2 separate regions of the Homo sapiens genome follow, and region 1 is linked to region 2. A link is a loop called in an ENCODE intact Hi-C map of the cell type or tissue named here. Cell type or tissue: stomach. All regions are shown on one strand. Links, peaks and the distances in the headings refer to the core of each region. The heading gives the core; the rest is flanking DNA. Region 1 overlaps UGCG (UDP-glucose ceramide glucosyltransferase). Region 2 overlaps SUSD1 (sushi domain containing 1).

Region 1 (5,379 bases), core at 71-5,070, 160 kb after region 2:
TATGCAGATTTTCTTTTCACATTTTCAGGCTCTGGGTGTGTAAGTGTCTAATCGTTACAGCATTTCCATGTGTTAATAGGAGAGGTGGTTCTCACATGTGCACACGCCACCTCTCATTCAGAAGTAGAGTCTGTACGGGACTCTGCAAATGCAGTGTGATACAGGCTATCATCAAAGTATGTTTGGAACACTTTGAGAGAAGAGAGATGGAAGCATCCAACTACTCCTAGGAGGCGGTCTTTCCAGACTTTCATACTCCAAGTGTGGCCCATGGACCAGCAGCATTGGCAACACCTGGGAGCTTTTCAGAGCTTCAAAATTTCAGGCCTCATCCCCCAAAACTACTGAAACTCAATCTTCAGTTTAACAAGATCTCTAGGTGATTCACAGGCACACTCAAGCTTGAGCAGCACTGCTTTAAGACTCATCTCTGCTATAAATTCTTCGTGACTTCACAGACAAGGCTGAAAAGGCCTGGAGCTCATCCTCTAGGCAAGAAATAACCATGAAAGACTAAAAGGAAGCAACCAGGATCATTTTTGTATTTATAGAAGTTAAGAGAATAAAGTACAGGCAGGGGAGATGGAAGGCAAGGGAAAAATATTGCAAAGGTCCAAAAGAAAGAGACAAGCACACAAACCAGAAAGGCATAAGAAACAAGTGAAAGGCTGGGTGCAGTGGCTCATGCCTGTAATCCCAGCCAATTTGGGAGGCTGAGGCAGGTGGATCACCTGAGGTTGGGAGTTCAAGACCAGCCTGGCCAACATGGTGAAACCCCGTCTCTACTAAAAATACAAAAATTAGCCAGGCATGGTGGCGCACACCTGTAATCCCAGCTAGTCGGGAGGCTGAGGCAGGAGAATCACTTGAACCCAGGAGGCAGAGGTTGTGGTGAGCCGAGTCCGTACCACTGAACTCCAGCTTGGGCGACACAGCGAGACTGTCTCAAAACAAAACAAAACAAAACAAAACACACACACAAAAGAAACAAGCGAAGGAAGCAAAGTCAAGAGAAGGTGAGAACTCAGAATCAAGGAGTTTAGCCAATAACTGATGATGGTATTGCTGGAGGGGGAATGAGGGATAATGAGGGGTATACCTGGGTCAGGCTATGGTAACTAGTGGTGCCATTCATAAAATCTGGGCACAATGAGAGATGGGAAAGAGTAATGAACTTTTGAACATACGAACTTTAATTTACTCTCAAGACATCAAGTGGTGACATCTCATCTAGGAGACCAGAGGTTTGCAACTTGTAGTATAAATAATGCCCACAGGTAGAGATCACAAGTGAATAAACCAGATGAAGAGACTAGGAATCTGCATTTTTCACAAGCATACCAAATGATGCAGGCTGGCAGTAAACTACAACTGGAGAAACACTACAGTAGAATATAAATTCTCCAGAGCCCAGCAAAGCAATAATACACAGTATGTTCTCAATTTTTAAAAATAATTTTGAATAAATGAAGAGTAAATAAATAAACAGATACAGAGAGCTCAGCAGGTAAGGTTAGCCTAGAGATAAAAATACAGAAGCCATCCACCGTAAGGTAAATACACAAGCTCTCTGAGGCACAGCATTCTTAGAAGATGGCCAAGAAGGAATATATTATTATTGAATCAGTAATGCATGAAGGAGAGGCCGGGCTCAGTGGCTCATGCCTGTAATCCCAGCACTTTGGGAGGCTGAGGCGGGTGGATCACCTGAGGTCAGGAGTTCGAGACCAGCCCAACCAATATGGTGAAACCCCGTCTCTACTAAAAATACAAAAATTAGCCGGGCACGGTGGTGCGCCTGTAATCCCAGCAACTTGGGAGGCTGAGGCAGAAGAACTGCTTGAACCTGGGAAGCAGAGGTTGCAGTGAGCCAAGATTGTGCCACTGCACTCCAGCCTGGATGACAAGATCGAAACTCCCTCTCAAAAAAAAAAAAAGAGTAATGCATGAAGGAGACTAAAAGTGGGGATCAAAGAAGCAGAAAGACAGCCAGGATGCAAGTAAAGTGACAGAAGGGTTTATCTGGCCAGGCTGTTTTCTTTCTCAAAGGGTTCAAGAAAGAATAACACTGAATGCTGCTGGAGAGACCAAGGTAAGAATGGTAATGTCCAGTAGATTACATATGTACTTGCTGCTATCTCTGAGCACTTTTGGCAAGAATTGGGGCAGTTCATGGAGGATAAGGGTAGACAGCTAAAAATCGGTTAAAAAGTAAATGAATGGGAGTTGAAATGTGATAACAGTAAACAAACACTAGTTTCTACTGAAACCTGACAGTGAGTGAAAGGGCCAAAGGGTGGAACAGACGGCTTCTAGTTTAATTTTTCTAGTTTTTTTTGAGATACAATCTTGCTCTGTCACCCAGGTTGGAGTGCAGTGGCAATCATAGCTCACTGCATACCACTGCCTCTGGCTAATTTTTTAAAATTTTTCTGTGGCGATGGGGTCTTGCTATATTGCTCAGGCTGGTTTTGAACTCCTGGCCTCAGGCGATCCTCCCCGCCTTGGCTCTCTAGTTGAATTTTTTTTCCTCCAAGACAAAGTTTTGCTCTTGTTGCCCAGGCTGGAGAGCAATGGCACAACCTTGGCTCACTGTAACCTCCACCTCCCGAGTTCAAGTGATTCTCCTGCCTCAGCCTCCGGAGTAGCTGGGATTACAGGCGAGCACCACCACACCCGGCTAATTTTTTGTATTTTTAGTAGAGATGGTGTTTCCCCATGTTGGCCAGGCTGGTCTCAAACTCCTGACCTCAGGTGATCCACCTGCCTCGGCCTCCCAAAGTGCTGGGATTACAGGTGTGAGCCACCAAGCCCAGCCTCTAGTTCAATTTTTTAAAGACTACTTGAAATTCTTTAAAAATTCAAGAAGAGCTAGCCGAAGGGCAAAGAGAGAAAAAGAAAAAACTAATTTAAGGCATGATGGGATCCACAGTATGAAGTAGGAGCTAAGGTCATCTACCAAGAATGCGGTAGAATGAAGATTTAGAAGAGGTTTTTTTAAGTGATGGATGTCAGAGCTAAACACAGAAAAAAAAGCACTGCCAGGCAGCACCGCAATGCAGGTTTAGCTGAGCCCTGAGACTACCAATGTGTAGTAGTATTAGTCCACATGGCTGTGTGATTACCCTCTGTAGGATTTTCAAAGTTGAGCAGCTATAATTATTGGATGGATTCAAGATAACAGGGCAGACTGATACGAGGTGAGGCAAGAGGCAAGATAATGAAGTGATGAACTGTGGGCTCTAGGCTAAATGGAGAATTAAATGAAGCCAAGAGGTGGCAGGTGCTGGACACAACTGTGGGCAGACAGCCTGGGGCAATCATTCTCAGCCTAGGCTGCACATCCATGTCACCTATGGAGTTTTGAAAATACTGATGCCTGAACCAATTTAACCATGTCTGTAGGGGTGAGACCCAGGCAGCAGTTGTTTCTTTTTTTTAAGCCCTTGATGTGACTCCATAGTGCAGTCAAACTTGACAACCACAGGTCTAGAAAGACTGGGTGACTGAAGAATGGAAAGGCCTATAATCCCAGCACCTGTGGAGGCCGAGGCAGGCAGATTGTTTGAGCTCAGGAGTTCGAGACCAGCCTAGCCAACACGGCGGAACCCCGTCTCTACAAAAAACACAAAAATCAGCCAGGCGTGGTGGCATGTGCCTGTAGTCCCAGCTACCCAGGAGGCTGAGGTAGGAGGACTGCTTGAGCCTGGGAGGTCAAGGCTGTGGTGAGCCATGATCGCACTACTGCACTCCAGCCTGGGTAACAGAGCGAGACCCTATCTCAAAAAGAAAAGAAAAAAAGCCAAGGTGGGAACATTTTTCTTTTTTTTCTGAGGCAGAGTCTTGCTCTGTCACCCACACTGGAGTGCAGTGGCACAATCTTGGCTCACTGCAAGCCCCACCTCCTGGGTTCAAGCGATTCTCCTGTCTCTGCCTCCCAAGTAGCTGGGATTACAGGCGCCTGCCACCACACCCAGCTAATTTTTGTATTTTTAGTAGAGATGGGGTTTTGCCACGTTGGTCAGGCTGGTCTTGAACTCCTGACCTCAGGTGATCTGCCTGCCTCGGCCTCCCAAAGTGCTGGGATTACAGGCGTGAGCCACCACGCCCTGTCTGTCTCATTTTTAAATAACTTCTTTTACAGTTCTGTTTTCAAATTTGGCTTTTGCAAGAGGGAAGCCTGGGATGCAGGGAAACCCACTGGAGACAGGTAAAGGTTAAACAAGGAGGGTGGGCTCCTTCCCCTTCAGATGGCGGGAAGCAGCCTCTGCAGCAACCTTAATACAGCTCCTCACAAGTGAGGCACAAGAATTTCACTCGGCTGGGTACAGTGGCTCATGCCTGTAATCCCAGCACTTTGCTGGGCTGAGATGGGGGAATCACTTGAGGCCAGGAGTTCAAGACCAGACTGGCCAACATCATGAAACCCCACCTCTACTGAAAGTACAAAAATTAGCGGGGTGTGGTGGCACGTGCTTGTAGTCTCAGCTGCTTGGGAGGCTGAGGCACAAGAATCACTCAAACCCAGAAGGCGGAGGTTGCAGTAAGCCGAGATCGCACCACTGCCATCCAGCCTGGGCAACAGAATGAGACTCTGTCTCAAAAAAAAAAAAAGAGAGAATTTCACTCTAGGTTTCTAAGGAAGAATATGAATTCCACAAGGGCAAAAGTTCACCTTGCTTAACAACCCCAGAATGTGTTGTTTTTATAATTCCGCTGTGTGGTTCTGCTGAACCAATTTATCTGACTCTAGGAATTTATCTTCCCTGCTCCAAGTCACAAAGCTTGTTAGTATTTCGTGTAAAATTAGGTTCACTGCTATATCAGCAAGTCCCTAACTTCACATAGTCCATGCCAGCAATTTCCAGTGACTAATGACCTTTGTTATTGTTATCACTCATGACTATATTACTGTTTGTTTATAATCAGTATATCATGACCAATTTACTACCTGTATCACTTATTTCAAAAATGGTATTGCTTCAAAATGGGCTTCATAAGCAATATAAAGCACACCTTCTTGTGCAAGCTTAACCTTGCTAACACAAATTCTCTCACAGAAGGTAAAATAACCAATAGTGAGTTAGCTCTATAGGAAAACACAAACTCTGCCCACTGGACAATGGGCTTACTACACTATAGAATGTAGAAGATTCCACCACCATAGAAAACAAATAGGAGATGGCTGGGTGCCATAAGGGGCACCTAACCCAATAAGGAACTAAAGTCTAAAATGACTTGAACGAGTAGGAGTTAATTAAGCAAGATTTTTGGAAGGAAAGAAGGAAGAGAAAGAAAAAAGAAAGAAAGTAAAGACAATTCCAAAGAAAGCACATTGTACATTTGGGGAAATGCCAGTAATACAACGTTGCTGGTTCA
Region 2 (5,379 bases), core at 96-5,095:
AGATGGGGCATATGTAGAACATCTCTAGTGTGAATGGTTAGTGCCCAGTATGTCTTACTTAGCGTGTTACCCACAAGGCAGAATGGCAGTTAGCACATTTATACCATGACTGTAACTACCAGTGAGCAAGAACGCTGGTGTCAGCCAGTCAGTGTAGTTTCCTCCGGATGGAAAACCTATTTGGGAAATCTTGTTGCTGGGGGCGGGAAAATAAGGACAGAGAGCTCTGTGATTATAAAGGATATTGAAGGCTGATGTGGTGGTCTTCCCTACCAAGTAGGAATCTACCCACCAAGCAAACTGTAATACTCACCACATCTATCCTCTGCCAGTGCCATGATATACTCATCACTTCTTTTTATTGTGGCAAAATACACATCACATAAAATGTGCCATTTTAACATCTTGAAGCACACAGTTTATTGGCATGTTGTGCAACCCTCACCACTGTGTATTTCCAAAATTTTTTCATCACCCCAAGGAGAACCTCTGTGACCATTAAGCAATATGTTCCCATTCCCTACATGCCCCCTCCACCCCCAGCAACTTCTTCTGTCTCTATGAATTTGCCTATGTTAGATTTTTCATCTAAGTGGAATGATAGAGAATCTGTCCTTTTGTGCCTGGTGTATTTCACTTAGCATGTTCTTCCACATTGTGGCATGTACAGAATAGGCTCCTCGCTTCTGAAATTAAAACTTTCTTTTTGATAGCCCTCACGAGGACCTCTTTTGTCCTGCTGTTTACTTGTTCCAATCATACCCCTTTTCTTCTTTTCAACATGTTTTCAGAGCCTCCCCTCCCGGAAGTAGAATTTTTTACGGTGCACAGAGGACCTCTACCACGCCTCAGACTGAGGAAAGCCAAGGAGAAAAATGGACCAATCAGGTCAGTAGCTGTCCTTTCTCCACGGTTGCCCAGTGATCCCCATGGAGTGTTTTGGAAACTTTGATTTTGGTGAGGAGAAGACTTCTGTGTTGGTGGCTGCACTTGGGTGGTTAGAACAATGCAGTTGGGGCCTCTTTTGTTTCCTTGGGTACAGACTGGCCTTTAATCCCAACCAGCATCCTTTCTAATGGTGAGAGAGACTTCTTTTTTTTAAAATTTAAATTTTATTTTTTATTTTTTTGAGATGGAGTGTCACTCCCATCATACAGGCCGGAGTACAGTGTTGCGATCTCAGCTCACTGCAACCTCCACCTGCTGGGTGCAAGTGATTCTCCTTCCACTGCCTCCTGAGTAGCTGGGATTATAGGTGTGCACCACCACACCTGGCTAATTTTTGTATTTTTAGTTGAGACGAGGTTTTGCCATGTTGGTCAGGCTGGTCTTGAACTCCTGACCTCAGGTGATCCACCAGCCTCAACCTCCCAAAGTGCTAGGATTACAGGCTTGAACCACCACACCCGGCCACATAGAGAGACTTCTAAAGGACCCTATATACAAGCATTTGGGCAGTTTAGCTCAAGAAATTACATCCATTCCTTTGGTCCCTGGGTAAACGTCGGTTGCATGTTAGGACATGTCAGGATTGTCCTTTGCACTCATGTCTCATAGTACATCCTTTATGGATGGTGGGTCAGGGGCATCGTTTCATTTCCCAAAGGCAGAATATGTTGCCCTTTATGTAAGGTTGATCTTGGGGGGTGTGCAGTGGTTTCTGAAAAGATCATTTAGGTAAATCTTTTTGTCTTTTCATGTATTGAGTTACAGGCAAGACACTGTATAATTAATGACTGCTTCTGGGATTCCAGATGGCATTAGGATGGAATTAATTTACCTCAGTTGGAGGACTACAGTGTGTTCAGTTAAGTGTTTTATTTGCAAAGGTCATGGCAGGATTAGGAAAGTAGCATCAGTCCCTTTTTTAGAGAGGAAGATTGAGGTTGGCGTGGAGAGATGAACAGCTTGCTCACAGTACCAGCTCAAGGAGATGAAAATGTACATGGCCTCACCAACATTGCCTTTGTCTCTGCTGACCCTTCGGTAAAATCAAGGTTAAAAAAAAAAAAGTGAGATATTATAAAATTACAAAAAAGAAAGTCTGGCGATATTATCTGTATATCCATTTATAATAAAACTTAGGGTTTTCCTGCTTTTATATTCATTTAAGTTCAGTAAATGTGCAAAGATCTTTCCAGGGATGGACATTGTATAAATTGTTCTGATTCTTGACAAGTTACCAGAAGGCATTGTAATTCTGTCATTATAAAGAGAACAGAAGTTGTGATGTCACTTCCTGAGAGCATTTGCAAGAACAAATGTGATATTTATGTCAAATAATGACATAATGCAAAAGAAAAGCCAAATGACAGCTTACCCTTGTGGCTATATGCCGGCCAGCGCCTCCAAAACAGGAAGTGGAGAACTGTGAGTCATTCGAGGGAGTGTGGTGGTGAAAAAGAGGAGAAAAGTCCTTCCAGAACAGTCATATTCCAAACAGCCACAGCTGCTTCTTTAACATCACATGGCTAATTACCAGCAGGCAGGGTGGTTTTCCTAAGCCTGACTACCTGGTTTGAGCTGGGGGGCAGCAGCTTTGCCAGTGTGTGAGACAGGCCTGAGTCTGCTTTGTGCACCATTTAGGGACAGTGTCTTGGGGTACATAATGGAGCAAGGTCCCTGGGACCAAGTCTCTGCTGAGGTTGCTGATGTTAGGCAGAGGATGGAGCCTGTTGCTGGGTTCCCTTAATGCTCGTGTCTCCCACATTGCCAGATTATAGGAATCACCTGGGAGCTTTACCAGCGATACAGATTCCCAGAATCTACTCCTAGAGATTTCGATTCAGTAGGTCGGTATGAGGTCGGGGAATTTGTATAATAATCAAGCAACACAGGTGATTACGGTCAGGCTAATTGGGGAGCTGATTCATACTCTGTCGATGATGCCTCTAGTGAGCAATGTACGGAACCAAATGGGCACAGGTGAGCCTCGACCTTGCTCTTGACCACCACCACCTGCATGGAAAGATGAGAGGGATTTAAAGATGTACTTATGGACCGCATGGAGGTGCTGCAACATTTACTTTCTTACCTGTGGCTATGATGTAGGGATGTCTTCAAGTCTCCCGGCAAGTTTGTTGTTACAGGTGTTCCCCATAGGCAGTGGATGCTTAATAAATGTTTACTGGTGGTGACAACTTATTGCCCTGTGGGTTTTACTTTATCTCTTTTGTAGAAAGCCCTTGGCTGAAAGTGAGCCAAGACTTTATGAAAATCAGGACCCTGGGCCAGGCACAGTGGCTTACGCCTGTAATCCCAGCCCATTGGGAGGCAGAGGTGGGCACACAGGGCAGTGATACGTGCAACAACTTCCCCCAGCTAAAGAGGTCAGGAGTTCAAGACCAGCCTGGCCAACATGGTGGAACACCATCTCTACTAAAAATACAAAAAAAATTAACCGGGCATAGTGGCGAGTGCCTGTAGTCTTGGCTACTCAGGAGGCTGAAGCAGAAGAATCGCTTGAACCTGGGAGGTAAAGGTTGCAGTGAGCTGAGATCACACCACTGCACTCCAGCCTGGGCAGCAGAGCAAGACTCCCTTCTTAAAAAAGAAAAGAAAAGAAAGAAAATCAGGGCCCTGAGGATACCTAGGATGTTTGGGAACCTGGTGGGGGGAGACTTTCCATATCCAACACCCACTGTGGAGGAGGGCTCCCTCTTCTTAACCTAGTGATTCATGGGCTCTTAGGAAGCAGGAGATAGGGCGTTTGACATGTGAAGCAGGAAGTTCAAATTTACTGGTAAAATAGAATTACATGGCCTAATGAGTTTTGGAAATTACCCTAATTATATTTCACGCTGATGTATGCTTTTCCTCTTTTCCGAAATTTCAACTCAAGAATCATTCATTGCTGGTGGCGGAGGGGCGGGGCAGGGCGGGGGTTGGGGAGCTATCATTTCCAAAGAACTGTGCAAGGATTTGCAAGAATACAAGTCAGTCGTTCAGATCCCTGCTATCAAGCCTGACAGAGACAGCAGATGCTCAACATGGTACTAGAGGCAGGAGCTAAGTACCAGATAGATGGGAATAGAAGGGAAGTGTGATTCATTCTCAGTGCATTTTTATTCTCACACGTCCTTTCACTGCCAGGCTTTCTATTTGATGGGACAAATAATGAAACACATAACAAAAACAATACCCATTTGTTAGTGTGTTTTTCTGTCCACAATTGGGGAACAGTTTTTACAGTGCATACATGACATATTACTGTTCTGGCTGTTTCAGGGTGTTGTCAGACTAGATTAACTCATGGTGACTCTGCACTCTTGGCGTCTCATTTATTTCACATGAACTTTGGTATCAGCCCATGAACTGTAGGGGATGTAAATCACATGAGTTCTGTTTCAGGTCACCGCATGACTGTCTGCAGCCTTTTTTCCGGACTTAGTACATTCACTGTGGTAGGCACTCGGTCTCCATGTGACTGCTAACCCTTTCCACAGTTGGGCTTTATTTGCCCACGTGAAAATCACTGATCAGGTCAATTTTATGACACACACACAGGGCAGTGATACTTGCAACAACTTCTCCCAGCGAAAGAGGATGTACTTGGCATCTCTCTGCAGCCAGAACTTGGAGAGGTCCCTTGCCCTGTGTCGTCTGGCATTAACCCTTTAGGTTCAAACTGGAATTCCATGATGGTTGGAGCCATCAGACTGTAAATCCCACATGGGCCCGGACTTTTTCTTGCCTAGTGTCGTGTCTCCAGTGCCTAGAAAGAGGCTTATTTCAGCTGGGCGCAGTGGCTCACGCCTGTAATCCCAGCACTCTGGGAGGCCGAGGCGGGTGGATCATGAGGTCAAGAGATCGAGACAAGCCTGGCCAACATGGTGAAACCCCATCTCTACTAAAAATACAAAAGTTAGTTGGGCGTGGTGGCATGCACCTGTAGTCCCAGCTACTTGGGAGGCTGAGGCAGGAGAATTGCTTGAACCTGGGAGATGGAGGTTGCAGTGAGCCGAGATTGCACCACTGTACTCCAGCCTAGTGACAGAGCAAGACTCCATCTCAAAAAAAACAAAAAACAAAAAAACAAAGAAAGAGGTTTGTCTCATAGCAGGTGCTCAATAAATATGAATGAATGAATGAACTCCCCATGCAAGGGTCTGATGGACACTTCTCCTTTTTTCTTCCAGTTCATATCAGGTGTTAGTGCTTCCCCTGGCCCTCCAAAGCACATTTTCTTGTGATTCTGAAGGCGCTTCCTCCTTCTTTAGCAACGCCTCTGATGCTGATGGATACGTGGCTGCAGAACTACTGGCCAAAGATGTTCCAGATGATGCCATGGAGATACCTATAGGAGACAGGCTGTACTATGGGGAATATTATAATGCACCCTTGAAAAGAGGGAGTGATTACTGCATTATATTACGAATC

What was found. Peaks named below come from ENCODE experiments on the same cell type or tissue, not always from the same donor. Only the 100,000 strongest peaks of a DNase experiment are listed, where the experiment ranks them.
Region 1: a loop joins it to region 2, with 3 times the contacts of the local background. A loop is called at or near these places in 79 of 110 quality-filtered maps.

What each region holds. Positions count from the first base shown.
Region 1 is chr9:111,902,018-111,907,396 of GRCh38, reverse strand. All of the region lies in intron 1 of UGCG (UDP-glucose ceramide glucosyltransferase), which reads right to left. Among named protein-coding and RNA genes, the nearest start is that of UGCG, 7.9 kb to the right of the region's middle. RefSeq lists an enhancer at 3,539-3,638. In stomach, for the core only: no CTCF peak of the experiment used is centred there; no DNase peak of the experiment used is centred there; H3K27ac peaks cover 564 bases.
Region 2 is chr9:112,058,446-112,063,824 of GRCh38, reverse strand. SUSD1 (sushi domain containing 1) reads left to right here. Exons shown (of 17, transcript NM_022486.5): 13 at 792-888; 14 at 5,139-5,379. Among named protein-coding and RNA genes, the nearest start is that of LINC02977, 21 kb to the right of the region's middle. In stomach, for the core only: no CTCF peak of the experiment used is centred there; a DNase peak (open chromatin) is centred at 2,354; H3K27ac peaks cover 1,189 bases.